Regions from separate parts of the Homo sapiens genome. Here regions 1 and 2 are each linked to region 3. Evidence: chromatin loops called from intact Hi-C (ENCODE). Cell type or tissue: IMR-90. All regions are shown on one strand. Links, peaks and the distances in the headings refer to the core of each region. The heading gives the core; the rest is flanking DNA. Region 1 overlaps PLCB4 (phospholipase C beta 4). Region 2 overlaps PLCB1 (phospholipase C beta 1). Region 3 holds the start of PLCB4 (phospholipase C beta 4).

Evidence for each region. A loop is a pair of places that touch in the nucleus more often than their neighbours do. Peaks named below come from ENCODE experiments on the same cell type or tissue, not always from the same donor. Only the 100,000 strongest peaks of a DNase experiment are listed, where the experiment ranks them.
Region 1: it touches region 3 in a loop (2.8-fold over the local background); 5 of 110 quality-filtered maps call a loop at or near these places.
Region 2: a loop joins it to region 3, with 4 times the contacts of the local background. A loop is called at or near these places in 3 of 110 quality-filtered maps.

What each region holds. Positions count from the first base shown.
Region 1 is chr20:9,211,445-9,221,461 of GRCh38, forward strand. PLCB4 (phospholipase C beta 4) reads left to right here. Exons shown (of 40, transcript NM_001377142.1): 3 at 5,946-6,008. Among named protein-coding and RNA genes, the nearest start is that of PLCB4, 150 kb to the left of the region's middle. RefSeq lists a silencer at 7,285-7,485. In IMR-90, for the core only: a CTCF peak has its summit at 4,307 (motif pointing right); a DNase peak (open chromatin) is centred at 3,427; H3K27ac peaks cover 173 bases.
Region 2 is chr20:8,754,103-8,764,119 of GRCh38, forward strand. PLCB1 (phospholipase C beta 1) reads left to right here. Exons shown (of 32, transcript NM_015192.4): 24 at 2,944-3,076; 25 at 6,305-6,358. Among named protein-coding and RNA genes, the nearest start is that of RNU105B, 72 kb to the right of the region's middle. In IMR-90, for the core only: a CTCF peak has its summit at 5,700 (motif pointing right); a DNase peak (open chromatin) is centred at 3,309.
Region 3 is chr20:9,062,525-9,072,541 of GRCh38, forward strand. It overlaps PLCB4 (phospholipase C beta 4), which reads left to right and starts at 6,563. Exons shown (of 40, transcript NM_001377142.1): 1 at 6,563-6,682. In IMR-90, for the core only: no CTCF peak of the experiment used is centred there; DNase peaks (open chromatin) are centred at 5,257, 5,537 and 6,977; H3K4me3 peaks cover 3,146 bases; H3K27ac peaks cover 2,345 bases.

The DNA of each region.
Region 1 (10,017 bases), core at 1,775-6,774, 150 kb after region 3:
GCCTCAGACCTACAGTCAAACAGAATGTGCATTTTAACCAGATATGCTGGTGATTTGTATGTTAAAGTTTGAGAAGCATTGTCCTACCCCACTAGGTTCTAAACTTGGGTTATTCCTGAATCACTTTTATGGATTTGGCCAAATCTGAGTTTTACCTGAACTTATGACTCATCTTTTCCACTTAAATGTATTTGCTTAAAAAGAAAATACAACCATGATAATGATGGTAATGTGGTAACATTACTATTATAAGTAGCTGTAAATAATTATAGTTATGTACCCAATAGAAGTTATGTACCCATTCAATAGAAGAATGATTCCATTTTCTATAAATAGAAGGTAAGTGCTAATGCCCATGCATTCTACATTACCTCTCCATGTACCATTGTAAAATATCTGTATTTTAAGATGGTACATGGAAACTGTACCATTAATAATAAAGTGTAATAAACCATAAAATATCTCTTCATGGACCATTAGTGGGAGAGTGTTCCGCTTTGGGAAATAATGCTATGGTCGATTGTAAAAACGTCCACAAGGTCTTCCCCACTGTACATTCATGGCTTTGCAGTGTGCAGTGCCCCATCAAGAGGTGGGACCATTTCTCTATCTTTTGAATGTGGGCTTGACCATGTAACTAGTTTTGCCAAATGATATATTAGCCAATGCGATACAACAGAGGCTTGGAAAGTGCTTGTGCTTTGGGGCCTGCCTTCTTGCTTCTCTTGCAAACTAGAGAACACCAAAATAAGTGGTTATTGATTTAAGCTACAAAAGTTTGAAGTCTTTGTTGTACTGCACAATCTCACTGACACAACTGCTTTCCAACATTCTGTTTGCTTGCAAAACAATCATTTCCATGTTCAGTATTAAGTCAGAGTAAAATGATCTGTTTTTGTTCAACCTTGCCCAGTTACTCTTCACTTTAAAACAAAATCTGAATATTGAATATCTTGGGGGAGGACATCACATGCTAGTCTTTTTGTGTTCAGTACATATATAGATTCACTAAAACAGGCATGGCAATGTCACCTTTAAATATTTGTAGGTTTCTTCCTCCTCTGAGAAATAAAAGCTTCACCCTTGGCTAAAGTTCCCCATTGCTTTGAAATAAGACTATGTAAAACACTGTGGCATGATTAGTGGTGGTTTACAGTAAAATATTGGTGTTTTCTTATGGCTTGAAGGCAGTTCCATATGTATGCTTTTCTTTTGTCAGGGTAAAATAAAATTGGATGTTTTCCATCACAAGGAATCCCCTGAAGAATCACAATAAGACTTTTTAATATATATAAATTTTATCACTTACTGTGTTTTCTTGAAGAATGTGAGTGTTTTCTCATTTTTGGAAAAAGCTGACTGGCAAACTCACTATGTGTATTATAGCCTTTTTTTAAAAGACTGCTTTCATGAAGTATAATTTACATATCATAAAATGCACTCACTTAAAATGTACAATTCAGTGGTTTTTAGTATTAATATATTCGTGGCATTGTGCAACTATCAACACAATCTAACCTTTGAATCTTCATTACCCCAAAAAGAAATCCCATGCTGCTCCTCTAGTCATAGAGAGCCACTAGTCAGCTTTCTGTTTCTGTGGATTTGCCTGTAGTGGACATTTCATATACATGGGAACATACCATATGTGGTCTTTGTGCTTGGCTTCTCTCCGTTAGCATACTTTTTTTTTTTTTTTTTTTTTTTTTTTTTTAGACAAAGTCTCACTCTATCACCCAGGCTGGAGGGCAGTGGTGCAGTGCAATCTCGGCTCACTACAAACTCTATCTCCCAGGTTCAAGCAGTTCTCTTGCCTCAGCCTCCCAAGTAGGTGGGATCACAGGTGTGTGCCACCACACCCAGCTAATTTTTGTACTTTTAGTAGAGACAGGATTTCACTATGTTGGCTAGGCTGGTCTTGAACTCCTGACCTTAGGTGATCCACCCACCCTGGCCTCCCAAACTGTTGGGATTACAGGCGTGAGCCAACATGCCCAGCCAGCGTAATGTTTCTTTGAAGTTAATTCACGTAGTCATGTGTATCTGTGTTGCATTTTTGAATTGCTGGATAATATTCTATTATGTGAACGTACTACACGTTTTGTTAATATGTTTATCAGTTGATGGACATTGGGATTGTTTACAATTGGGCTATTATGAATAATGCTGCTATGAAATTTTACATGTAATTTTTATATGGATATATGTTTTCATTTTTTCTTGGGTTCATATCTAGGAGTGGAATTACTGGGTAATACAGTTACTTCATTTTTAACCATTTGAGCAACTGCTAGACTGTTTTCCAAAGCAGCAGCATCATTTTACATTTCCACCAGCAGTGTATGAAGTTTCCAATTTCTCTAAATTCTTGTCAACACTTGTTATGTCTTTTGATTATAGCTTTTCTAGTGGCTATGAAGCAGTATCTCATTGTGGCTTTGATTTATATTTCCCTAATGGTTAAGTATCTTTTCATGGTTGTATATCTTTTTTGGGAAATGTCTATTCAGGTCATTTGCCCATTTTTAAATTGGGTTATTTGTCTTTTTCCTGTCCAGTTCTAAGAGTTCTTACATCCTGGATAAAAGTTCTTTATCAGATTTCCTGTTCTGTGGGTTCTCTTTTCACTTTTTTGACGGTGTACTTTGAAGGACAAAAGTTTTTAAAGAGGTTCGACTTATCTTCTTTTTTCTTTTGTTCTTCATGCTTTTGGTGTCACACCTAAGAAACCATTGTTCTGGTCACAAGGATGGTGCCACCCAAGATCACAAAGATTTACTCCTATGTTATATTTACTTTTAAGAATTTTATAGTTTTACTTCTGTGATTCACTTGGAGCTAATTTTTGTCCATGTTGTGAGGTAGGAGCCTATCTTCATTCGTTTGCGTGTGAGATACCATATGTGGTCTTTGTGCCAGTTGTCCTGGCACCGTGTGTTGAATAGACTGTCTCTCCCCATTGAATGGTCTTGATACCTTTGTTGAATGAAACAGCTTTTGTTTGCATTAACACTGATACAACTCTGGGATTTGCAATTTTGTTTACCTATTATGGGAAAATATCTTTCTTCTTTGAAAGATCAAAACACGTGGGAAGACATACATAAACACCCCAGACACACACACACACACACACACACACACACACAGCCTCTGTCTCTCACACACACACTCATGCACACAGTCCCTTCTTTACCAAAGCCCCATGTAATCCCTTCATGACCCAGAATAATAGTATTTGAAAGGAAAAGTTGGTATGCTGGAGTCTTCATTCACATATTACTACAACTCCAAGTCAGTTGCAATAGTTTGGCTATGATATGCCAGTAGCTAAATAGTTCATGACAAATTGCTTATACTGCTTAACTTCTTTGTAGTTAAGTATTTCAACATTGCCTTCCCCACATGTTGCAATATCTTATATATGCCCAGAATTAGAAAGGTTTATGGAACAATGAGGCAGTTTATGTTAGATAGTTGCTAGGGAATTAAAGAAGAGAAGGGAAAACATGTGTCCAGTCTCTAAGTCTTTGATTACGAAATGACTTGGGCAGCAAGTGGTTTCTCAAAACGAGGAGCATGGTATGGCAGGATCATTAATCAATGAGCTTTTTGGGAACTCGGCCTGTTTCATAGCCTCAGGAGACATAAAAGAGTCATATAGTTTAACATTCCAGCTGTAGGTAGGCCACCTAATTATTCAGCATTCAACAAAGATTTATTGAGCATCTACTCTGTGCCAGGCGTTATGGTAGGTATTGGGGAAATACCTAGTGGTTTTCAATAACACATAATCCCTGTCTTCATGGGAGTCGTATCTTCATTATTAATACATAATTACAAATATAAATGTAAGATTGAAAATCTGGTAAATGTCATGGAAGAAGTGGCACTGTAGGGGTTAAACATGGGCGAGGGTGCCTGGGTTTGAATGCCAGTTTTGTGGGATTCTTGAATATTCAACTTCTTCATTCCCTTTTCTATAAAATGAGAGTACATACATTTTTGAGTTTTTATGTGGATTATAAATGATGATTCAATCCATGCTTAGAGCCAGCCTGCATCATAGTAAATAGTCACTAAATTAGTAAAGTCAGGGTACATGATGCTGTGTATTCCCTAATTCTGTATATTTGAAGTGGGATGTTGCTTTCTGTAGAGACTTTGGAGTGAATTGGCTTTTTTTCCATTTTAATTATAAAAATTATTTGCTTCATGGTAAAATATTACATAATGGTTAAATGTTAGGTTAAAATCAAAGACCTTACCCTTTAAAAATCTCCTTTTAGTACTGGTCCCCTAGAGGGAGCTAGAGGTAGCCACACTCAGTGTTTCTTGTTTTCCCTCCAGATGCGTTATTTGTGTATAACGATATATATGTCTGTGTATTTACATATAGATTAGTGAGGTTTGTCTTAACACAATGGAGCCATAGTATCCATATTACTACACTACTTCAGACTTTTTAAATTAATAAAATGACCTGAGAATTTGTTTCTATGTCTTTTCATATAGGTACAGATTTCCTCTCTTGTTTTTCATGGTGTAGTCTTGTATTATATGAATGTACCAACCTACCTGAGACCTTATTAAAGGACTGTGCTGTAGTCATCTCTATACATAGATCGTGACCTTCACAAATTTCAATTCAAACTTTATAGACACAGTTTTCCCAGGTGTCATCAGTTGCCTCTGCCTTCTTACCATATGGAAATGGGCTTCCCCTTACTTTTGTGTACTTCTTTTTTTTTTTGAGATGGAGTTTTTGTTTGTTTGTTTGTTTGTTTTTGTGAGATGGAGTCTCTCTCTGTCACCCAGGCTGGAGTGCAGTGGTGCCATCTCGGCTTGCTGCAAGCTTCGCCTCCCAGGTTCACGCCATTTTCCTGCCTCAGCCTCCCGAGTAGCTGGGACTACAGGCGCCTGCCACCATGCCCGGCTAATTTTTTGTATTTTTAGTAGAGACGGGGTTTCACCATGTTAGCCAGGATGGTCTTGATCTCCTGACCTCGTGATCCGCCCGCCTCGGCCTCCCAAAGTGCTGGGATTACAGGCGTGAGCCACTGCGCCCGGCCTGAGATGGAGTTTTACTCCGTTGCCCAGGCTGGAGTGCAGTGGCATGATCTTTGCTCACTGCAACCTCTGCCTCCTGGATTCAAGTGATTCTCTTGCCTCAGCCTCCTGAGTAGCTAGGATTACAGGCACGCACCACCACACTTGGCTAATTTTTGTATTTTTTTGTAGATATGGGGCTTCACCATGTTGGCCAGGCTGGCCTTGAACTCCACTCCTGAGGCAAGTGATCTGCTTGCCTTGGCCTCCCAAAGTGTTGGGATTATAGGTGTGAGCCACTGCACCCGGCCACTTTTGTGTACTTCTGACACCACCTGGAACTTTTCCTCCCACTCCACCTTGAAAAGATCCTGAAATCTAGATTTCAGCCAAATCAGAAATCCAATGTCAAATCCAGAATCAACATAAACAACTTAATAACAAAGACAATACGGAAACAGCCATAAAAAAAGACTCTCTTTGCAAATAGATGTAATTCTGTTATAAAAAGAGTTTTTTCCAATTACAGTTCATCTAAGGACATTATACTGCTAATCAGGAAAAGATAATTATATTTACTTTGAGAAGGTTTTAGATAGCCTTGTTGTTCTATTGCTGCTTAATTATTTTAATAGATTAAGAGGGTGAGTAGGATATTAGCAGCATTGTAGAGAGAGTGTATAAACTCTGTTGGCTGAGTATAGCAGTAATAATTCTGATATGATGACTGTGTGTCTGTGTCATTTGTTTGCAACTTATGCCACTAATTTTTTTTTGTTTTTCTGACGTTTTTAAATTTACATTAGATTCTGATTTTGAAGTGCAAAGGACTGTTTTTCTCCATGAAAACTCTAAAAGTCCTTTACATCGATTTGTCTTGTCTGTGTCTGTTTCAGAGGACAGTGCTGCTGTGAGTTTGACGAAGTGGACATCACCTGCAGTCAGTCCAGAGCTGCCCAGTGAGTACTTTACCGCCTGTGTGGAGAGTCTTTGGTTGTAGGTTTCTAGAACTTTCAGTCTGTAAGATGAATCCCTTCATTCTGGCTGATGCTGCTTCTGAAATGCCTCTCAAAACTGATTCACAGACATCTTCCTTGATGCGGCAGAGCATTAAGCAGGATCTCCCAGCACTTTCTAGGTTCAATTTTATTAATTTCACTACTAACCTTGGGCACTTTACCCTTTGCTAGATTTTCTACTTGCTCTCTGCAATAGTGTTGCCCGCATTTAGTAAGCATCACATGTTTTTGAAGTGATCATTGTCTACAATTCTTTCTGGGGAGAAATGTTTCTGTGACTTGTTTTCAGTCCTGTGCAGATTTTGCTTAAGAAGATTCCCACTGATGTGAAAAATCACAACTGTGTACATTATCAGCAAAAATCCTCCATTTTGGGGGAACTACCAGGGGATGATGTAAATAAATTCTTCCAGTGCTCCCCTAATGGTTCATTTTACAAACTTTTAAAGAAACGCAAAAAGGGGAACTGGAAATATCTTTATATGGCTGATTTGTTTTATTTATAAACTGTAACTTGCCAATACTTGTATTCCAGAGCCAGAATCCTAGTGAATATGAGACATGTTCTTTTATAATCCCTTGATCAAATTGCTGTTTGTTTATTTATTTATTTTTGAGACGGAATTCTCGCTCTGTCACCCAGGCTGGAGTGCAGTGGCGCAATCTCGGCTCACTGCAACCTCTGCCTCCTGGGTTCAAGCGATTCTCCTGCCTCCACTTCCTGAGTAGCATTACAGGTGCATGCCACCACGCCTGGCTAATTTTTGCATTTTTAGCAGAGACGGAGTTTCACCATGTTAGTCAGGCTGGTCTCAAACTCCTGACTTCGTGATCTGCCCACCTCGGCCTCCCAAAGTGCTGGAATTACAGGTATGAACCACCGAACCTGGCTCAAATTGCTATTTTTAAATTGCTGTTACAAGTAAAGCATTTGGACTATGTATCATTTCTTACCTTCAGGAACAAGAGGTCATTTTATAGTAATGGCGTGAACCAGCAACTTTATTGTTTCTCCTAATAGGTCCTCCTGGAGGATCTGTTCCTCTGGGCTGTTGGCATTTAATGGCTGAGTGTTTTCCTCCAGCGTTTTGCATATCATGTGAGATACTTCATTATCTTCTGGCAGTGCCCGTGGCTGATTTTCTTCCGGCCTTTCCATGAGGGGAAGGAAGAATCGCACAACCTGACACTTCTCTAAGTGATCAGTGTTTAATGATGACAAGAGATATCCAGAAAGTAGATTTATTATTGAATGTTCCTATCTATTTTTAGTCAAGTGCGCTATCTTTTACTACTCCCCAAGGATGACTCATAAACCATGTCTTAGTAGGCAAAGAGGAGTTGGGGAGTAGGAGGGACTGAATAATTCTCTCGGGACTTTAAATCAGTGTGGACACATCATCTGCTTTTCACTCCTTCATCACATTAATCTGGACTATCCACTTTCTCTGTTTAAGAGTTGTATTATCCTTAAATAGGTCATTTTTCATCAGCTGTATTTATAAATGGTTCCTATGACGAGTTATGTGCTTATTGAATATAAACACTTGATTCAAGAGTCCAAAAAAAGAACCCCAGCAGAGCTCAGAAGTTTTGTTAAATATTTTAAGTTCAAAGAAGAAATTCCTCTACATTAAGGAGTGTAAATGCCATGCATTTAATTTTACAAAGCCTTGGCTGGGCGCGGTGGCTCACGCCTGCAATCCCAGCACTTTGGGAGGCCGAGGCGGGTGGATCACAAGGTCAGGAGATTGACACCATCCTGGCTAACACAGTGAAACCCCGTCTCTACTAAAAATACGAAAAATTAGCCAGGCATGGTGGTGGGCGCCTGTAGTCCCAGCTACTCAGGAAGCTGAGGCAGGAGAATGGCATGAACCCAGGAGGCGGAGCTTGCAGTGAGCCGAGATGGCGCCACTGCACTCCAGCCTGGGCAACAGAGGGAGACTCCGAAAAAAAAAACTTTTACAGAGGCTTTGGATGGCTCCAGATCCTGGGGCTGAAACAGTACATGGGCAGTGTACTCTCGTTCTCACCCAATAGGACCTGATTAGACTTGGAGCCCCAGATGTCACCTGGTGGTTGGTTGCTTATGTTACGCTTGCCTTTCTTCCAGAGAATCCTTCCATATGTCCCTCCATCCTCTCCTAAAAATAAAACCATTTGGCCTCTACTCTAGCATCATTCACTTGCTACATATCTTGAATTGTGAGTTGTTTTTAAAACACTGAACTAAAATCTGATTCTTCTATAATATCTTCCCATACTCAAAATTGGAAACATCTAAACTCTGGAACCTGAGCATTTCTGGTTTTGTCTTGAAATGCCTGCTTTACTTCCCCACACTTCCAACGGTGAGCAGCTCTGACTCTATGTTAGTTCTAAATGTATTTTTTAAGGCCTATTTATATGCAGAGTAGGCATTCAGAATATGTTCTTATTTCTATAAAGGCAAAAGGTATATTTTGAATCTTGCTTATATGTCACGTTCAATTTAGCTTTTTTTTTTAAACAAAACAAAACAGTGTTGGTCAATAAACTCCTAAAATAGAAAATATTTATTTAGAGAACAAAATGACTGTTTTTGGATGAATTATCCTCACCCTTGCATTAAGTGACCTTTGCATTGGGAGCTTTAGATTGGCTCTTGCTGAAGAGGAATGCCTTAGTTTAGTCCAATCAAAAACTGCTTTCAAGTTTCAGGAAAAGAAAGTAAACAACCCTTGATAACTTCTCTCCTGTGGCATTTTAGTTTGGAAGATACACTGTTCTTCTGAAAAACCTATCTAATGTTGGGGGTGCTTTCTTCCTTTTAAATTGTTTTAATTAAATATTCATTATAGACCGGGCACGGTGGCTCATGCCACCCAGCATTTTGGGAGGCCGAGGCATGCGGATCACCTGAAGTCAGGAGTTCAAGACCAGCCTGGCCAACATGGTCAAACCCTGTCTCTACTAAAAATACAAAAAAAAGTTAGCTGGGCATGGTGGCACATGCCTGTAATCCCAGCGATTCGAGAGGCTGAGACAGGAGAATTGCTTCAACCCAGGAGGCGGAGGTTTGCAGTGAGCCGAGACTGAGCCACTGTACCCCAGCCTGGGTGACAGACGAGACTCCATCTCAAAAAATGTTTGTATTAATTATATACAGAATTTATAACATTAGTGTTAGGCATGCAGCTCACCAAACTTAATGTTGACTTTTCTTTCATTTTGCCTCTACTTTAGAGCCTTACTCATTGTCCTGTCTTCTCTTACACCTTGGAGACATAGATATGTTGTACCAGCTATTAGCATATTTTTTTCTTGATCTAAGATCTGTGGCCTAGGGTTGCTGCAGTGCTCTATAGGAATGAGGATCCTTCTTATTACCCTGTAAATACTTTAGTTATTTCAAACTCTTGAGTGTTACAGAAGCTCTTATCCATGGTACAACAATAGCAAGCACAAAAACCTGTGGTTTCTTTCACATTTTCTTAGAGCACATTCATGCATGCCAAGAGTCGTGAGATGAGCTCTCCAGAAGCAGACTGAGAAGAGGATTTCTGCACAAGTGGTTTATCAAGGCAGGGCTCCCAGGAGAAACTAGTGAGTGGGGGAAGGGAAGGGAAAGGGAAGAAGCCAAGCAGGGAGATGATTCAAGCAATGTGCCTGCCCCAGCCTGATCCTGGGGGCAGAGTTGGGGGGTGCAGTGGGCCGCTCTGGAACATAATTGCTCCCTAGAGTCTGTTCCACATCAAGGCAATGGAGCTGGGCTTTTCCACTCCTGCATCAGTCACTGACTGTGGGCAGGTAAGAGAGGGCTATAAACTTCCAAGCACCTCTGCTGTCTTCATCTGCATGTGAAGCAGCTTCGGTGGTTGAAGAAGGTTTTTCTTAAGAAATGTTGGTACCATCCCTTAGCAGCAAAGCACACAAAAGCCGGGAAAGGGCACACAAGACGATTAAA
Region 2 (10,017 bases), core at 3,250-8,249, 310 kb before region 3:
AAAGTATTTGCCTGAATGTTTACTTAACATCTATCTGCTTTTTAAAAATGTCTTTGATTTTATATAGTACGTCCCTTTTTGGAAGGTGGAGGCTTTGTCTCACATGCCCTTGATAAGCAGAGATTTATTTTTTCCTTTATTTGACTCAAATTGACAATCGAACTTGGTTTCCCAAGGGCATACAGCTACATGGAGTATCTGAAAACCTAATGCAAATCTAAAAATAAACTTGTTGGATCCAGTTTGAATGCACCTCCAGTCTAACACCTCAAGACACTAATTTTAGTTGCCAAAAAAAAAAAAAAAGCCACCATTATTACTTTCACAGAAGCTGGTTTTCCCTAACTTCCATTCTTTCCTCCATCAAAATTTTCTTTTTCTCTATCCTTTTTCAGAGGGCTAATTTTAGTGAGCTGTCACATTGGGAAGAATCTGGTTCATTCCCCACATGGTTTTAGAAACCAACTTGGATATAATGGGGAAGGTCAGATCCCCACGGAATAGGGACATCTTCCTACCTGCTTTCTAAAGCAGCTGAGTTTGGTAACCATGGGCACCCTCTTCAGCTGGGAGGCCAGCAAAGCGTTACCCCTGCTGTATTTAAGCCAAAGAACCACCCACTGTGGGTGTATAGGTCCCATGTAGTCAAATCTAGTTTTTCAAGGGAAGTAAGAAACCCATTGTTTCAGTATAAGATCACCTTAATTAAAAGATTTGACAACACTGGTTGAGCCAAAGAAAATGCATCCATGTACTCCATTGGGACCATGACTTTCCAGTTTGCAATGTCTTGCTGAACAACACATACACAATCCTTTCCCTTTGCATATAATTCTAGGGAGAATTTTTCTGATGGATGTAACTAAATAGTGTGACCATACTGGCACTTACCCATCAGAAGTAGTCATTTTTCAAAAGAAAGATTCTGCCATAGTGAGCTATACAGGCTGCCCCGGTTACTTGTTTAGTCTCCTGTCTCCCCTAACTGATGTCCAGCCACTGCTACTAAGGGCTCTTCCAGCATTGAGTAGGGTGTAGTAAACAAGCAGGGATGATTTGTTGAATTAAAATAAGTTCTGCCATCACTTAATGCAGTTTTGGAAGATGGTTTAAAGATGATTTGGGAAACAGATTAAAAGCCACTGGTGACAATCAGTGTCACTATTTTCACTCTTATCTTACTTTTTATAAGAAAGTTATTATAGGTCAATTTTTCATCTGTAATCACATGCCAAAATGTCACAATGTTAGGCTCCAAAAGACTTCTGGAAAAATATATTTCCTAATGTATTTTTAAAATGTGCTACAAAGTAGAACATTGGGATAGCCTCATTGTCAGTAAAACCTGCCAGGGACTTGGAAGGCAATTCTGATAAAGAGTTACAGAGAATTTAGCATATTGAAAAGCAACATTAAAAGAGTATGTAGGCAATTATTTTATAAGGATCAGCATTTATTCAACAAACATTTTTAAACTGTTTACTGTGTATAAGGTATGTGGAATTAGCTGCTGGAGGGTGTCGAATGAAGATTTTACGTTTCAATGCATTTATTATTATTATTCATTGGTAGTATTCCACAAGCTTAAAGGTTTTATTTGTTTTATGTCAACATAAATAACAAACAGATGCTCTCTAAAAGAAAATGGTATTATTTAAGAATAGGGCATACTAAATTATGTGCTTAGTCAGGGAGGGAAGGAAGACAAAGGTTTGTAAAGGATAAATGAGGAGGGTTACATAATTGTTTTCAGATGATTAGCCTTGGCTACAAGGATCAATAACAAGAGTGACCTCAGTCTGACGTTGGACAGGGAGTTGCTAGGCAGGTGTCCTCACAGAAGTATTTTTTGTGTAAAGTTGCTATGGCCTTTGTACAAGGTGATGGCTTTTGCAGAGTCTTTTGTGAGAGTTTTTCTTATCAGGCATTTATGAGTGAGAACCTTCTCTTTATGACATTCCCTGGCTCTTTTTGTCAGGGTTTTTTGGGTTTTTGTGGGTGTTGTTGTTGTTTTAATATAAGGGACTCCATTTAGATTCTGACAACTTTCACATTATTTAACATCCACATATTTACTCTGTGCCAGAAACAATTCTAAGTACTTTATAAGTATTAACTTATTTAATCATCTAAACAATCTAACAAGATAATATTATGATCCCCAGTAAACACCTGTCTTCATCTATAAGGATAAAGAAATTGAAGCACAGAGAGTTAAGTGAACTGCCCAAAATCACACTGCTGGTAAATTGCAGGGCCAGAATCTGAACCCAGGCAAGCTGTGCTCCAAAATGTGTGTTCTTATCCATCACATCGATTAGCTCATTCTGTAAAACAACCCCAAACTTGGCAGCTTATAACATCAACTAGTTATTATTTTTCATGCATTATCTGGTCAGCTGGGCAGGTCTGCAGATCCAGACCAGACTCATAGACTCAGCTCATCTCAGCCGGGTTCACTCAAGTGTATGTGCTCAGCTGGGGACTGGCTGGTCCAGGACATCCTTGACCAGGATGACTCAGCTCTCTTCCAGAAGAGCTGGATGACAGACCAGGATGACTCAGACCTCTCATCCTCCATTGCTATAATAGGACCCTGAGAAACAGTGGAAAAATTTGCAAGGGTCTTTTGTATCAAGTTTGCTATTCTCTGATTAACCAAAGCAAATCACATGGTCTGGTCCAGAGTCAGTGTGGAAGGGCACCACCAACGGGCATAGACATAGGTTGGTGTAAAAATTGGAGACTTTAATACAATTAACCTCCCATAGTCATGGCTCAACACTATGCTGTTTTAACCCTGCTTTCCAGGGAGTATCAAATTTGATATTTCCAACTCCAAAAGAATTGTGAAGATGCTATAAAATGTAGCCTTGTTGGTTTAGGAAGGCAAGAAAAGAATAAAAAGAAATGTGGAAAATGAAAGGATATTTATAATTTTAGGCTGATCCTGGAGAAACACCATCAGAGGCTCCAAGTGAAGCGAGAACGACTCCAGCAGAAAATGGGGTGAATCACACTACAACCCTGACACCCAAGCCACCCTCCCAGGCTCTCCACAGCCAGCCAGCTCCAGGTAAGCCATCTGGAAAGAGCTGGACAACATGAGCAAGATCCTCCAGTTCATTAGTGCCACTGACGGAGGCGCTGTGATGTGGGTAGCTAAAGCATCAAGTGGGGAAAGATGTGTGGACTTAGGAGGAGCTCCGTCAATGTGCAATTAATGAATGAAAGCCAGAAGAGAGTCATATGTGCTCATCTGGCTCTACAGATAACTTATGAAACCACAACAAAAAAAATCACCCAGATTTCCGGTGTCCTTTTTCAGTGATGAGTTATGACCCATCTGCTGGCACAGTTTGAGAAGAATTCTCCAAGCAGCTTATAAACAACCATGCCTTAGAAGTGCATTCTTAGTCTTGCTTCATTAATTCTGTGCCAAGGGCTCCTTTCCCTCTTTCTCCAACTTTCTTTTCAACATCTTTGAGTGTCTGCCCTGTGCTGGACACATTGCTAAGCTTTTCATATGGATCATTTCAATTCCCCCCATACCAGGCCCAAGAGTAGATTCTATTATTGTCCCCATTGTGCAGATGAATAAGCTGCCATTTTCAGGTGATAAAGTACTTATTGAAGGCCACAGTGCCAGGGAAGAGTGACCTTAGGCCTGATGCAGTTCCCAATGATACTAACATTCTTGCTTTTAGCTCCTATATTACAGCCAAAGCCACACTCTTGTCTCATTTCTCAAAATGAATAAATGAATAAATAAATAAATAAATAAATAAATAAAATAAAAATCCTTTGATTTCTACGCAGCTAACTTTGACATTTAATCTTATGCAGCTTTGTGTAACTATTCCTTGTGTGTATGTCCTGTTTACCCCAGTAGATGGGAGGCTTCCTAGGTAGACTTCAATTTGATGCCTCCTCTGTACATCACACAGTGCTGGGGAATAGCATGTACCTGATAATTTCTTGTTGAATTGGTTAATAAAGTAAACAAAAGGGAGCAGAATTTCCTTCCATGAAGGTGTGGAAAGGAGCTCCTTTCTTTGTCATACTAGATCAGGGTGCCAGTAGATCCAGATCTTTTAAGGGTATTTCTCATGGGAGAGAAAGAGAATTAAAAAAAAAAAAACCAATTATATTTAATTTGTATCAGACACGCTTGAACTGCTTTTTAAAAGGTTGCTGGCCAGGCATGGTGGCTCATGCCCGTAATCCCAGTACTTTGGAAGGTTGAGGCAGGTGGATCACTTGAGGTCAGCAGTTCAGGACCAACCTGGCCAACATGGTGAAACCCCCATCGCTACTAAAAATACATAAGTTAGCCTGGCATGGTAGTGCATGCCTGTAGTTCCAGCAACTCAGGAGGCTGAGGCAGGAGAATTGCTTGAACCCAGGAGGCGGAGGTGCAGTAAGCTGAGATCGCACCACTGCACTCCAGCCTGAGTGACAGAGCGAGGCTCCATCTCAAAAAGAAAAAAAAAAAGTTGCCAAAGTCAATAATAGTAAGAAGATGACGTTATAAACAAGAAGTAAATTTTCAAATAAAGAGTTTTATATACCAAATACAAACATCTTGAATGCTTCTGAAATATAAATCCATCATTTAAATGTGTGAGTAAATAGTCATGTGTTCCTGAAAGTAAAAGAGAATTTAGCATTTTCACATTTAATTTTTTTAACTTGATATTTTGGAATAATTGAACTTACAGAAAATATTTTTTAAATGGCACAGAATACATTGCAAAAATAACCTCTTCTTCCCCTAAAGTTAACATCTCACGGGATCATGGGGCAATCATCAAAACCAGGAAAGTAACATTGGCATGATACTCTGACCTAAACTGCACAATTTATTTGGACTAACCTGCTTTCTACAGTAATGTCCTTTTACTGTTCAAGATTCCAACGCAGGATCCCAAATTGTATTTTATTGTCATGATTCTTTAGTCTCCTTTAATCTATGGCAGTCCCACAGTCTTTCCTGTCTTTCATAACCTTGGTACTTTGGAAGAACTCTGGTCAGTTATTTTGTTGAACATCCCTCAGTCTGGGTTGGTCCGATGTTTCCCCATGATTAGGTTGAGGGCATGCATTTTGACAAGAGCACCATGCAAGTGATACTCGCCTTTCTCAGTGCATCACATCACGGATATATGATGTTGCTGGGTCTCATCACTGATGATATGGGATCACTTGGTTAAGGTGGTTTCTCCACTGAAAGTTATTATTTTCCCCTCTTAGATATATTGGGAGAGCTACTTTGAGACTATGCAAATATCCTGTTCTTCCTTAAACTTTTGCTTACTGATTTTTAACATTCACCAATGGATCTTTCCTGTAACAGTTATTACTGCCTAGTGGTCAACATTTGACTTTTATTTTTATTTTACTTTATTTTATTTTGAGACAGAGTTTGGCTCTTGTTGCCCAGGCTGGAGTGCAATGGTGTGATCTCAGCTCACTGCAACCTCTGCCTCCTGGGTTCAAGCGATTCTCCTGCCTCAGCCTCCCAAGTAGCTGGGATTACAGGCGTGCACCATCACACCCGGCTAATTTTATATTTTTAGTAGAGACGGGGTTTCGCCATGTTGGTCAGGCTGGTGTCGAGCTCCTGACCTCAGCTGATCCATCTACCTTGGCCTCCCAGCGTTTGACTTTTAAAAGGTCACTTGTCATTCCTGATTTAGCCAGAAGATGGCGATAGCATTGCCTAAACTGAATTTGTTCCAAGTGGATGTCTTTTCTCTTTTCTCTCGTTATAAATGGGGCATATAATATCACATTTTTTTTTTTTTTTTTTTTTTGGAGACAGACTTTCACTCAATCTGTCACATAGGGTGGAGTGCAGTGGCATGATCTCAGTCCACTGCAAACTCCACCTCCTGGCTTCAAGTGATTCTTCTGCTTCAGCCAACCAGGTAGCTGGGATTACAAGTACCCGCCACCATGCTCCGCTAATTTTTGTATTTTTAGTAGAGACAGGGTTTCACCATATTGCCAGGCTGGTCTTGAACTCCTGACCTCAAGTGATCCGCCTGCCTCGGCCTCCCAAAGTGCCGGGATTACAGGAATGAGCCACTGCACCTGGCCTAATGTTACATTTAATTAGGTTTGTCTCAAAGCTGCAAATGAAGACTTTTTAAGAATAATTTTTATAAAGAATTTTCTCACACAATTTGTCATTTCTCTGAAAAGAGATTTAGATTCAAGGCCCAAATATGTTTGTTTGTTTACAGGAAGAATAAAATTTAAAAAGTTGAAGAGGCTATTTATTTTATCTTTTATATTACAGGTTCTGTAAAGGCACCTGCCAAAACAGAAGATCTTATTCAGAGTGTCTTAACAGGTAAATGCCACCCTTTCCCCCCATGGAATTAAGCAGCTCAGTGTTACACAGTGGAAGTATTTAGAGGAGAGGAAATTTCCATTCATATCTGAAAAACAACATCATTAATATTTCTTCTTCTAAAAAATCTAGAGACATACACTTTTAGTTTAGTCTACATGATATGATATAATCACAGAGAAGTAACCATACTTTGTAGCTAGAACCCTACTGGCATAAAAATAATGTAGTTTCACAAGATAGCTATTTCAGCATCAAAGAATAGTTTCATGCTGGAAATGTAACCCAGTGAACAAGAATGCCTGTCTTCCCAAATTGCCAATAATAAACTATATTTTAGATATGCAGAATATGATCCATTTGTGAGCATAAAATGCACAGTGTTTAAGAACTGTGATACAGTTTGGAGTTATTTTATATTTGGTTAGTCACATAAACTAGTGGAACTAAAATTGGTACAAGCTTTGTGCAGTACAATTAGCAGTATGTAGTGGAATCTTAAAAATGTTTATAATACTTGGTTCAATATACAACAGAAATGTACACACACGTTCACCAAAAGCAGCACCACTGGTAAGGGCCAAATCTAGAAACAACCCAATGTCCATCAGCTGTAAGGTAGGTAAATAAATTGTGATAAATTCCTAGCATGGAACAGGAGGCAACTGCAGGAATAAATAAACTCAAGTCACACACAACATGGATAAAACTCAAGCATAATGTTGAGGAAAAAAGTCAGACACAAAAGAACATATTCTGTAGGATTCCATATACACCAACTTCAAAGACAAAACTAATCTGTGCTGTAGAAACCTGGATTTGGATTATACTTGGTGGGAGACAGGAACCAAAAAGGAAGGCTTCTGGGATGCTGGCCAAATTCTAACTTTGACCTAAGTGATGGATATTGAAGCACATTGACTTTGGGAAAATTTACAAGGCTATACTTTTATGATTTATGCACTTTGATGCGTATATTTGCATTTCATCAAGAAATGCATAAAATATGCGTAGAAAAATTACTTGAGGAAAGTATTAAAAGAAAACAAAACATGGTTTGGTTTTGTTTTGTTTTTGAGACAAAGTCTCACTCTGCCACCCAGGCTGGAACACAGTGGTACAATCTCGGCTGACCGCAACCTCCACCTCCCGGGTTCAAGCAATTCTCCTGCCTCAGCCTCCCAAATAGCTAGGATTACAAGCACGTGCCACCACACCCGGCTAATTTTGTATTTTTAGTAGAGACGGTGATTCTCCACGTTGGCCAGGCTGGTCTCGAACTCCTGACCTCAGGTGATCCACCCGCTATTTTTAGTAGAGACGGTGATTCGCCACGTTGGCCAGGCTGGTCTCGAACTCCTGACCTCAGGTGATCCACCCGCCTCGGCCTCCCAAAGTTTTGGGATTACAGGCGTGAGCCACTGTGCCCCTCCCAACAAAACATGTTTTTAAAAGATTTAGTTCTAGGCTGGGTGTGGTGGCTCACGCCTGTAATCCCAGTACCTGGGGAGGCCAAGGGGGGGGCGGATCACCTGAGGTCGGGAGTTCGAGACCAGCCTGACCAACATGGAGAAACCCCATCTCTACTAAATATTACAAAATTAACCGCTGTGGTGGCGCGCACCTATAATCCCAGCTACTCAGGAAGCTGAGGCAGGAAATTCGCTTGAACCCAGGAGGCGGAGGTTGCCGTGAGCCAAGGTTGCGCCATTGCACTCCAGCCTGGGCAACAAGCGCGAAACTCTGTCTCAAAAAAAGAAAGATTTAGTTTCATGGGAAACAACACCATATTAATGCATACAACAAGAGACAGCAGTGTTCCTAGAATGTTGTTTAAAATAACGTAAATGAATGGACAAAAGGCAATGGTCTGTACCAATACATTAGCTGTGATTATATCTTGGTGGCTTATTTATAAATGATATTTGTGTCTTTATATAAGTGAGCATTACCTTTATACTTAAGAGCATAGTCTAAGGAACAGCCTCTCTCATCTACAGACTTTTTAAAAATAATAGTTTATGTGGATTTATTTCTAATCGTAGGTTAGAACATCTAGAGCCTTATTTCCAAACTGCCTATAGCTGATATGCTGTAAACCACTTTTAAAGAAATAGAATTGCATCTGCCTCCAAGAATGCAGCAATTCCTTGGGATTATAAATTCTTAATGTAATAATTTATTATGCAACCATAATGAGTCAATTTGGGCCTGAAGGAAACCATTAAATAAATGTACCTGGTTTTCTCCATGGCCTCATTCTCAAAAGAGATCGAATGTCAGGAGAATAGACACAGTATAAGAAAAGGAAACATATTTCTATTGCTTAAAGACCTTAACATTTAATAACATAACTTATTATTCTAGTCTCAATGTTTATTCACTAGACATCTTATTTTCTATTCAGGTCTCTTGTTATTCACAGCATATATTATTTCTGAATCTCTTGATAGTTTCAAATATTTATGGTAACATTTTTTGTTCCCAGAAGCAGGACATTCAATTCAAACCATGGAAACATGTGAACTATGACTTGATCTAGGTCCATATAAATGATAATTCACTGGAGTTAAGATACCATCAGTTGTAAAGCATCCTACGTTCATGTATTGCTAAAAAAGAAAAGCACTGACCAACCATCATACCCCACCAACCATAAGATGCATCTTGATTTCGGAAATGTTAACATATTTTTTAAATGCACATTCTAGAATTGATTGAATATATCAGTAAAATACAGATTAGTTTTGTTTTGTTTTGAGACGGAGTCTCACCCTGTCGCCCAGGCTGCAGAGCAATGATGTGATCGCGGCTCATTGAAACCTCCGTCTCCCGGGTTCAAGTGATTCTCCTGCCTCAGCCTCCCGAGTGGCTGGGATTACAGGTGCCTGCCACCACACCTGGCTAATTTTTGCATTTTTATTTATTTATTTATTTATTTAGAGACAAGAGTCTAACTCTGCCACCCAGGCTGGAGTGCAGTGGCACAATCTTGGCTCACTGCAACCTCTGCTTCCCAGGTTCAAGCAATTCTCCTGCCTCAGCCTCTCGAGCAGCTGGGATTATAGGCATGTGCCACCATGCCCAGCTAATTTTTGTGTTTTTAGTAGAGACAGGAGTTTTGCCATGTTGGCCAGGCTGGTCTCGAACTCCTGACCTCAGATATCCACCCACCTTGGCCTCCCAAAGTGCTGGACTTACAGGCATGCGCCACCACACCTGGCCTAATTTTTGTATTTTTAGTAGAGATGGGGTTTCACCATGTTGGCCAGGCTAGTCTCGAATTCCTGACCTCAGGTGATCCTGCCTCGGCCTCCCAAAGTGCTGGGATTACAGGCATGAGCCAATGCACTTGGCCCAGAATGTTTTAAGGTCAGACTCTATCACATTCAAAGTTTTCTCAGCATGGGATAAAAAAATCAGCCAGGCATGGTGACTCATGCCTGGAAATCCCAGCACTTTGGGAAGCCGAGGAGGGCAGATCACTTGAGGCTGGGAGTTTGAGACCAGGCTGGCCAACATGGCGAAACCCCGTCTCCATAAAAAATAGAAAATAATTATCCGGGCATGTTGGTGCATGCTTGTAATCCCAGCTACTTGGGAGGCTGAGACATGAGAATCACCTGAACCCGCGAGGTGGAGGTTGCAGTGAGCTGAGA
Region 3 (10,017 bases), core at 3,112-8,111:
TTTATTGTACATATATATATATATAAAATATCTTTATCACCTTCTTCATCGTCATCATCCAGTCTAGTTGAACATCTGCAGTCTAATCATATCCTAAGCCTAGCTGATATATACAAAATTCTATTCTTAAGCAAGTAGTTTGGAATGGAATTAATCTTTATTTTACTTTTCTATTTTCCCTTTACACTCCAATCAATGATTAATTTAATCGAAAGTTCAGTGGGAGTTTTTTTTTTTTCACCAGACATTACATTGCACATAAACTCAATCCTTAGGCAATTTTCTTCATTATCATTTTCTTTGGTATTCAAAGAAAACCAAAGTTGTTTTAGTTGTTCAGTGCACAGGGGAACAAGACACAAAGTTAGGGAAAGGATACCCTGAGGTCCAGACAGCTCGTATCAGGCCTGTCTGTGTGCTGCCCACTTTTCAAAGATATATGTCTCTAATTAAGGTAAACTGGGCAAATGCGCCAGTGGTGATCTCTGTCTTCCAAAGCACAGCATGCAAAAAGCTAGGTGAAAACTGTAATTAATGTGCCACTTTAAATGGGAACAAGAGATGTACTGCCCTTTGTCTAAAAGAGATACAACATGATCTTTTGCTAATACGGTTGAGACTATTCAGCTAAAGGTCCTTATTGTCACTATTATCCTTTCATATTAAGTAACAATGACAATAAGCAAGACTTTATACAAATCAAAGTAAAGAACTGGTGGCGTTTGCAGTTTGCTTTGGCTTTTCTTGTGGTGAATGTTAATTTTCATAACACAATGTTGCCAGGTAATTGATAACTAGAGTCTGCAGCTGAGCACGATGAGGTGTTCAGGGATCTACATTCTAGAGAAAGTCTTCAAAATTGGTCTAGGCATCCTCCTTGCTGCAGAAACAGCTCCATCTTACCTGCCTTCCTGTTGGCCAACCCATTAGCCTGGCTGGGATGGGCAATTTTCTCTATTTTCTCTGGGCTTCCAGTAGATACTCTAGAAGGCTCTTCAGCTTAACTTTCTTGCAGATGCCTCACCCAACAGGGTGGCCTACCTAGCATGTGAGACCCAGCATTGAGATGCTCTAGGCTGGACCACCATGAAGAGAACTGTGGAGCCTGGGAAAAAAGGAGAACCTGGGGTTGGAATTCCAGAAGGACCTTCCAAGGGCCTCCCTTATTATCTCCATGGCAGAGAGCTTGCATTGCACTCCTGACAGATTGTGTCCCTGATTTCCTAGCCAGAGAAGCAGCCACAGTGAACCAAGAGAAGGCCATAATGGCTATAGGTCAAAGGTAGAGACACTGGCCTTTTCTTCTTGCTGCCCAACATTCTGGCGGAACTAGGCCTTGAAGGGCAAATGGCAGGGTTGGGGAGGGTGGCTGGGGAAGGGCAGTGGGTAGGAAAATGTTTAAATGCCAGATCCTGTGCCAGTAACCTTCCACTTCAAGAATTAAGGCATCTAATAGGGCTTGCAGTGGGACAGGGAGAAGACAGAAGACTGAATTTAAGTTGAGTTTGAAGGTGAAGGTTTAACCTGATGATATGGTTTGGCTGTGTCCCCACCCAAATCTCATCTTGAATTATAGTTCCCACAATTCCCACATGTTGTGATAGGGACCCGGTGGGAGGTAATTGAATCACGGGGATGGGTCTTTCCTGTACTGTTCGCCTGACAGTGAATAAGTCTCACGAAATCTGATGGTTTTATAAAGGGGAGTTCCCCTGCACAAGCTCTTGACTGCCACCATCCATGCAAGATGTGACTTTGCTCTTCCTTGCCTTCTACCATGATTGTGAAGCCTCTGCAGCCATGTGGAACTGTGACTCAATTAAACCTCTTTCCTTTATAAATTACCCAGTCTTGGGTATGTCTTTATCAGCAGCATGAAACAGACTAATACACTTGGTCTGAGTTTTAATACTGAAAAGTGATAAACTCTGCCCTAGTGGACCCACTGCTGTATCCTTAGAATAGGCTCCTTTTTCTACCCTCCCTCCTATAGGCATTCTTAATGCACATCTTCCTAAACCATCAATCAGATCATGTCATGACCCTGTTTAACATCTTCCAATGGGTTCATGACACACCCAGACTAAAGTCCAAGGTTGTTTCTGTGACCTTACATGGTCTGGCCCCCTGCTGCCTCTGTGACCCCACTTCTGCTCACTCCATGTCTTGCTCTGCCACTCTGGCCTCCTTTCATCCCTTGGACATGCCAAGCATATTCTCATCCGAGAGCCTTGGCTGGTCTCGCTGCTGGAAACACTGTTCTCTAGATATTAACATCTCTCATTCAGCTTCCACTCAAATGGCCTTAGAGTGGCCATCTCTGATCCCTATCTAAAATAGCTGCCTCTCTACCTCATCTCAGGAAGCCTTCTTTTCACCATGGTTCTTAGCACTACTCAATGTTTTACATATATATATATAGAGAGAGAGAGAGAGAAAGAGAGAGACAGAGAGATTATATATATATTTACTTATATAGGTTATAAAACACTACTTAGCACTACTCAATGTTTATATATATATATATATATATATATATATATTTTTTTTTTTTTTTTGAGACAGGGTCTCACTCTGTTGCCCAAGCTGGAGTGCAGTGGCCATGACCTTGGCTCACTGCAGCCTCCACCTCCCAGATTCAAGTGATTCTCCCACCTGAGCCTCCTGAGTAGCTGGACTATGGGCACATGCCACCATACCCAGCTAATATTTGTATTTTTTTGGTAGAGTTGGGGTTTTGCCATGTTGGCCAGGCTGGTCTCGAACTCCTGACCTCAAGTGATTTGCCCACCTTGGCCTCCCAAAGTGCTGGGATCATAGGCTAGAACCACCACACTTGGCCCAATGTTCTATATTTTTAATATGCTATTGTCTATCTCCTGTGATAGTATCTAAGTTTCTTAGGGGCAATTATTTTTGTCTCTTGCTTATTTTAGTATCCTGGCCAAAGAGTAGTGCCTGGCACATAGAAGGTTTCAAAAAATTTGTTCAATGGGCCAGGCACAAACCTGTAATCCAAGCTCAATCCTTTGGCTCAAACCTGTAATCTGAGTACTTTGGGAGGCTGAGGCAAGAGGATCATGTGAACCCAGGAGTTCACAACCAGCCTGGGCAACATAGTGAGACTCTGTCTCTACAAAAAAATAAAATAAAAAAATTTAGCAAAGTGTGGTAGCGCACACTTGTAGTCCAAGCTACTGGGAGTGCTGAGGTGGGAGGATCACTTGAGCCCCTGGGTTTGAGGTTGCCGTGATGATGCCACTGCACTCCATCCTGGGCAACAAAGCGAGACCCTGTCTCAAAAAAAAAAAATGTGGAATGAATGACCATCTAACATGTCATCAAAGGCAGGGTAAGGGAATTGAGAATTTGGATTGAATTTAGGATTTAGAGAAAAAAATTATTTAATGTTTATACCTGAGTTGAGATTCCTTAATAAACATATTATTAGATTGAAGACTTAACAGTAACAACAAAGATTACTGTGACTTGGTTTACCAATATATAAAATGAAAGATAGGCTTAATCTATACAACTTTGAACTCTAAGGCAGGAGGGCTAGTTTTATGGACTCTGATGTGTGTGGTAGATTTTAAAAACAAAATACTACTCTATTTTGTGTCTCCTTTTATTAAAATTGAAGTTGATTTCTCCATGTTTTGAATCTGGGCATGGCCATGTGGCTTGCTTTGGCCAGTAGAACATTAGCAAGCAGAGGTATAAAATGCTATTTTGAATTGGGGCTTTCCTTCTTTTGCTGCTGGGAACTAGGAACTCACCATACGAAGAAGCCATATGGGAATACCCTGTCATCCTTGCCATCCGGATGAGGCTCCAAGCTCCGCATGTCTGCAGCTGCATGAGTAGGCCCAGGAGAACAACACTGCTCAGCTGATTTTAGCTCCAGTTACTGATTCACAGAATTGTGAGCTAATGAATAATTGTTGCTTTAGGCTACTATGTGTTGGTGTGGTTTGTTACACACTAAAGGCTAACTGATATAGTGTGTTTGGGTGCATTATCTACTAATACTATGTTCTATTGTTAAAAACTGTCAAGACACACAGCTTCAGCTCATCTGTCTGTGAGTGATACCTGGGGAATAGAGGAACATACACAGGAAGCCCTGGAGAACTGGGTTTGAGCCTAGTGATGCTACTTCTTGGCCGTGTGACCTGGGGGCAAATTGCTTAACCTTTTTGAACCTTGGTTTTCTTATACATATAAAATAAAGAACAGGCCTAAAATACTGCCCTAACCTCTTGCAACTAAAAATCTATCTAAAGACAGCAACATCAGCATGGTGTGGGAACTTGTTAGAAATGCAGAATCTCTGATCCCACCCCAGATCTGCTGAATCAAAATCTGGAGTTTAACAAGATCCTCAGGCAACTTGTATGCCCATTACACACTGCCTTATCATGCTGGAATCACTCAAAATCACCAGATCCCTTTTTTTTTCTTTGAGATGGAGTTTTGCTTTTGTCGCCCAGGGCGGAGTGCAGTGGGGCTATCTCAGCTCACTGCAACCTCCGCCTCCCGTGTTCGAGAGATTCTCCTGCCTCAGCCTCCTGAATAGCTGGGATTACAAGTGCCCACCACCACGACCGGCTAATTTTTTTTTTTTTTTGTATTTTTAGTAGAGATGAGGTTTCACCATGTTGGCCAAGCTGGTCTCGAACGCCTGACCTCAGATGATCCACCCGCCTTGGCCTCCCAAAGTGCTGGGATTACAGGCGTGAGCCACCGCGCCCAGCCAAAATCACCACATCTTTAATATCCCTAACAGTGAAGAGCCACCAGCCTTTCCCTGGGATCTATCTTTCCTTTCCAATCTTGTGGGGAAACTTGGTCTGGGATATTTTTCTTGGCTTCTTCACAGGCAGACAGCTTCAGCTGCTGAGGAGCTTTTTTTCCAGGCTCAGCTAAAATTACAGCTTAGTAGTTGAGCTGGGGAGTGGTCAGTGGGGCCTCAGCCCCCTCTTGCTTAAGGATGCCCAGTTGGTTAAACTTTTGATGATTATTACCCCCATCTCTTAGCCCTGCCTGGAAATGGCCAGGATGTGCCAGGGGAATGAGTCTTTTGCATCTACAACTGCCCCTGCCCATCAGAGCCTGGACTATTGTTTGCACACACATTCCCCCTCCATTTCTTACACTTCACGCCCCGTCTGGCCCTTTCTTTCCTCCTGGCCAGCCGGACCGGCTCAGGCGGCTGAGCATGCCTAGTGCAGCTGCGAGCATGGCCCCAGTCCCCAATGCGCAGGTGCCACGTCTCCGGGTTTTGGTGGCCGCCGGCCGGGAGAAGGAGGAGGCGGAGTGGGGAGGAGGGAGCCCTCCGGAGTTCGGGAGCAGCACGTTGTGAGGGTCCACACAAGGGTGATGCCAGACCGAACACCATTAGGGCCTGGGTGTGAGTGTGACTCGGAGGCACCTGGGGGCCGTTGTAGGGCCGGGAAAAGCCAGGAACTGGCTGGAGCAGCACCCCAGCATCCCAGGGACCAAAGTCTGGGGGATTTGCATGTCTGAGGTTGCACTTGTGGGAAGACTTTTTGGAACCACTTAATCTCTGTGGCTCTGTGTAAGACCCGCGAAATAAAAAGAGGCAGTAGTACTCTTTGGAAGATTGTTTTAGGGATTAAATGAATAAAAAGCGTTTAGAACACTGCAGGACGCATTGTAGGCGCTGTATGGGTTTATGAAACCGAATATAAACAAATAAGCACGTCCCCCACCCAGCCAACGGCTTTGGGGGCCCCGTTCTGGCCAGTCCTGAGCCCCTCCACACGGCCCACGGCGGGCTGCGGGTCTCCCATCCGAGGAGGGTGCCGCTTTTCTGCCCCCGCTCCCTGGGTTCTGCGCCCAGCGCCATCCCGTGCGCCCCCGACCCTTGGGCATGGGGCACATGCCGCGGGGAGCCGCCAGGGAGACCCCAGAGGAGCGCGCCGCGGGCCGGCTTCCCCGGATGCCCCACCCACCTCCTCTTGGCGCTGCCCACCACCTGCCTCGGCTGCTCGGCCCCCGGCTCGCGAGGCTGCGCCCCCGACCCAGTCGGCGCCCACTCCTCGCCCTGCGGGCTCGCGGCAACTGGGCGGCCGGCCCGGCCCCTGCCCACCCCCAGCCCAGCCCGGCGCGCCGCACTGGGCATGCTCCGTAGCCTGGGCAGGTTGGGGCTGCGAGGCGACAGCTCGGGCTCTGGAGCCGGGAGGCGAGAACGAGGAGGGAGGCTCGGGGGCAGGGGAGGAGGAAGCGGCTGGCCGCTGAGGGGCGGCGGGGCCCGGAGCGGGGGACGCGCAGGGCCCGGCGGTGGGCGGGCGGGTCGGCGCTGCCCCGTGGGCTCGCTGGGGAGCCACGGCGGAGACCCCCGCCCTCAACTGAGGTAAGGACCGCGCGGCGCGGAGACGGGGAGGCGGGGAGGCCAGGGAGGGGGTGCGGAGGCAGGCGGGAGGGCGGGACTGGGGTGCGCCGGGAGGGGGCTTGGCGGCGGCTCTTTATGGCGAGGAGGGGGTGGTGGCGCCGCGCCGGGAGCAGTAAGTGAGCTGCACCGCCAACAAGATCTCTCACACACAGACACACACACGCACACGCACACACGGGCGCGCACACACACGCGCGTACACACTGGGTCTCCAGGCAGCGGCCGTCGCCGCATCCCCGGCAGCAGCTCCAGGCAAAGTGACAGGTAGGAAAAGGCATTTCGGGTCCCGCCCGAGGATGCTCCCGCCCGCCTTGGCCCTCAGGGCTTGTTTGCTTTCCGCGGGTGCGTCCCGGACGCGCGCGCGCGCGCACCCGGATGCCCAGCGGGGACCCCGTGCAGGTGCCGGGTGCCAGGCGCCCTGTGCGCGCGGGAGGCAGGGGACCCAGACGCCATCCCCCTTCCCCTGCAGTCATCGCCTGCTGGGTTTCCTCAGACTCTCTCCAGACGTTCACCCTCTTCTGGGCTAGAAATAGCTCGGCTCGACGTGTATATGATTATTTTGGTTGGAAATAGTTGGCACCGTGCAACGCATGTAAATGTGTATGCGTGTGGATCTTCTTGCCTCTTCTGGGGAAATCATAGAAATGATTGACCGTTTCCACTTAAAACAACACTGACAGGCTTAGCACTCATTGGGGGCAGGGTTCGGGCCTCCTAAAAGCCTGTTAGTGAAGGAAATCCTTATTTTCAGAATTTTAAAGTTGCTTTTGCTTTAACCAATTAGACTCTGTATAGTACAATACTTCTGAGTGTAGACTTCGTATATGGTACTGAATCGAAGTATGGAAATATGGAATTCTCTAATTTCCAAGTGTGTTTAAGTGCAACTTTATCTAGAATCATAAAACTAGCATTTTCCTAGAGAGAAATACAACTGCCCACTATAGTTTCCATAAATATGGATATATCTGAAAGATGACCCTACTCTTCCAACTTTTTTTCCTCTTAACTTCTGTAGTGATTCTAGCTATTGTTCTAAAACATGTATTTGAAATTTAATTTTGGCCAGAATATTCAGGAAAGGTGTTTTTTTTTCCATATACGTAATACTTAGTGGTCTATATATTTAAGTTATAGGTATGTGGAGATAGCTGTTTAATAATTCTTTTTGTCTGGAAATAACGTTATTCAAACATAGGCAGCTATGTATCATTTTAAAATGATATTGAATTTCCCCTTAAAGAGAAATCAGATTTATAATGTAAACATGACCAGGAAAAGCAACTGGTGACTTTACCTGGGGAGGCTCCAAGGAGGTTAAGAAAGTATCTGAACAACTGTGTTTTTCAGAATAGAAAAATTGTGTGTGTGTTGCGGGGGAAGGTAAAATTTTAACTTTATTCTTTTATTGTTTTCAAGACGGCTGTTTTCAGAAATGTGTGGTTGAACTGAGACCCTCATATTTTATACTCTTCAAATTTGAGTGGCCTCAGTTATAGAATCATACAGAAGATCAAAAGTCTAGCTCAGCAGGGGCATGTGGTGTAATCCCTCACTATCTGTGTTATGTAATCCAGAATGCTGTTTTTCATAGGACAGTCTTGCATGATCCTTAGCTGGTGTATTGATCTATTATATCATCTTCCTTTTGAACTGTAGTAGTTTAATAAATGATTGCCATCTTTGGAGAGCACCTGTTTTCATAAAAAATCACTTTTTGAAATGGCAAAACATTTTTATTGGCACTTTTATGAACGTAAGACTTGCTGCCAGACGAGTAACCTTTTGAATGTGACGTATTATAACATATCTAAAGGTACCATGTATTAGCTTATGGACTACACTTCCTTCCAACTATATTATTACTCAACAGTTGGAACTTAGTTTTGATGGTATTACTACCCAGCTCTGAATTAATCGCTGTTGAAAATGCTGTTCTACAAGTAACTGTCAAAACAGAATTTCTAACTCCATTTGATCACTGGGTGCACATTTAAATCTGTCGGAATAACTCTACCTTTATTTTGCAAATGCATACCCACGCAGAAAGCTTTGTTCTAAAATACTCTATTGGAAGTTTTATATTTATATGCCTGAAAATGTGAGTGATGTTAAACTGCTTACATGTCCTGGAATCGTGAGGCGGTGTGTTTTTGCCTTATGAGATAAAGAAATATGGTAGTTGAAAAAGTGTTACAGGTTACCAAAAACCTTTTGCAGGAAAAGATTTTAAAAATTTGTATCACCTCTGAAATATTTCAACCACAGCAGAGTCCATTCAGTGCCCGTAGCACAGCTAGTTTGCCTTTCCCAAGATTACACACAACTGTCTTTAGATTAATGTATACTGCTGACTTTGGCAACATGGGACAGTTATATTTGGCAATTTCAGTAAACATGGTATTTTCCTAAGATACCACTAACTTCATTTTGGGGTTTGATTTATTAAGAATTGAAATGTTTGCCTGGTATTCATCTTTACCTCACCCTCTAAGTAAAATTGAGGTAAAAGTGAGCTTCAGGGCTGCTGTGCTGTTTTCCTTGTGATCACATTAGCATGCTAATTTGTGAAAGGATGTAACAATATAAGTGAAATTAGCTTCTGAGTTTAGTGTCTGAATTTTCATCCCCAGTTTTTCAGATGTAGCTGGAAAACTCAAATAACAGAATTAATGAAAAAATTTTGCAGATTATTAAAAAAAATTAGTAATTAGCTGAGTTTGATTTTTTATTTTGAAATCTTGAGAGTAAATTTTATCTTTTCGGATTAGAGCACTTAGGTAATGTAAGAAAGATTTTGGATTTCTCATGCTCTCCACACTTAATAGTAAACTATTTTTGAGGAAGTATAAATTTTCTTTGAAACTTAAAATTATTTAGCAGGCTGTGACTAAATTTTTGTTTGTGATCACTTATAAAGTAAGGGTGAAACAGCATGTTGATTAGCACCGCCGACCCAGGTCTTTTAATAAACTGTCTATCTACCACAGTTGAGTCCCTGTAAAACCAAGAACTTCTGTATTTGATATGCAAAATTAGGTCAAGGACTAATGGAGATGCTTTAATGATCACAGTTGGTATTTTATGTCCAGATTGAAGTTTTTAAAATAGTTGCTTTTCACCTCATAATATATGAATGTGTAGGCCATATTAGTGTCTGTCAAGGAGACTTATCTGCCTGTTGGGAAATAAATACAGCTTTTCATCGCTGGTGGGAGGCAGCAGTGACTTTCTGTGGTTTTGCTGTTGGTTTTCAGATGTGAACTGTGTTTGCAAGGACACTGCTTAATTCTCAGTGCTGTCCATTCCACATTTTCCTATTTCCCTCTCATATTGGGAAAATGAATAAACTTGTGTAGCTCTTTCTTCTATTCCTTAGTATTTGTTTGTTTAATAGTTTTGCTTTTGATAAAGCCTCACCCTTTAAAGTAGAAATACTTTCTCAAATTGTAATATTATTTATCTAGTTATGCCTTAGAATGATATAAAGGTTTTACATGTTCCTAGGCTGTGATTCTTTAGCTAACCAAGTATAAAAATGAGTTTACTTCCTTGCCAGTGGAGGCAGACCTGGGTGATTATGCATTACTGAGTGGATG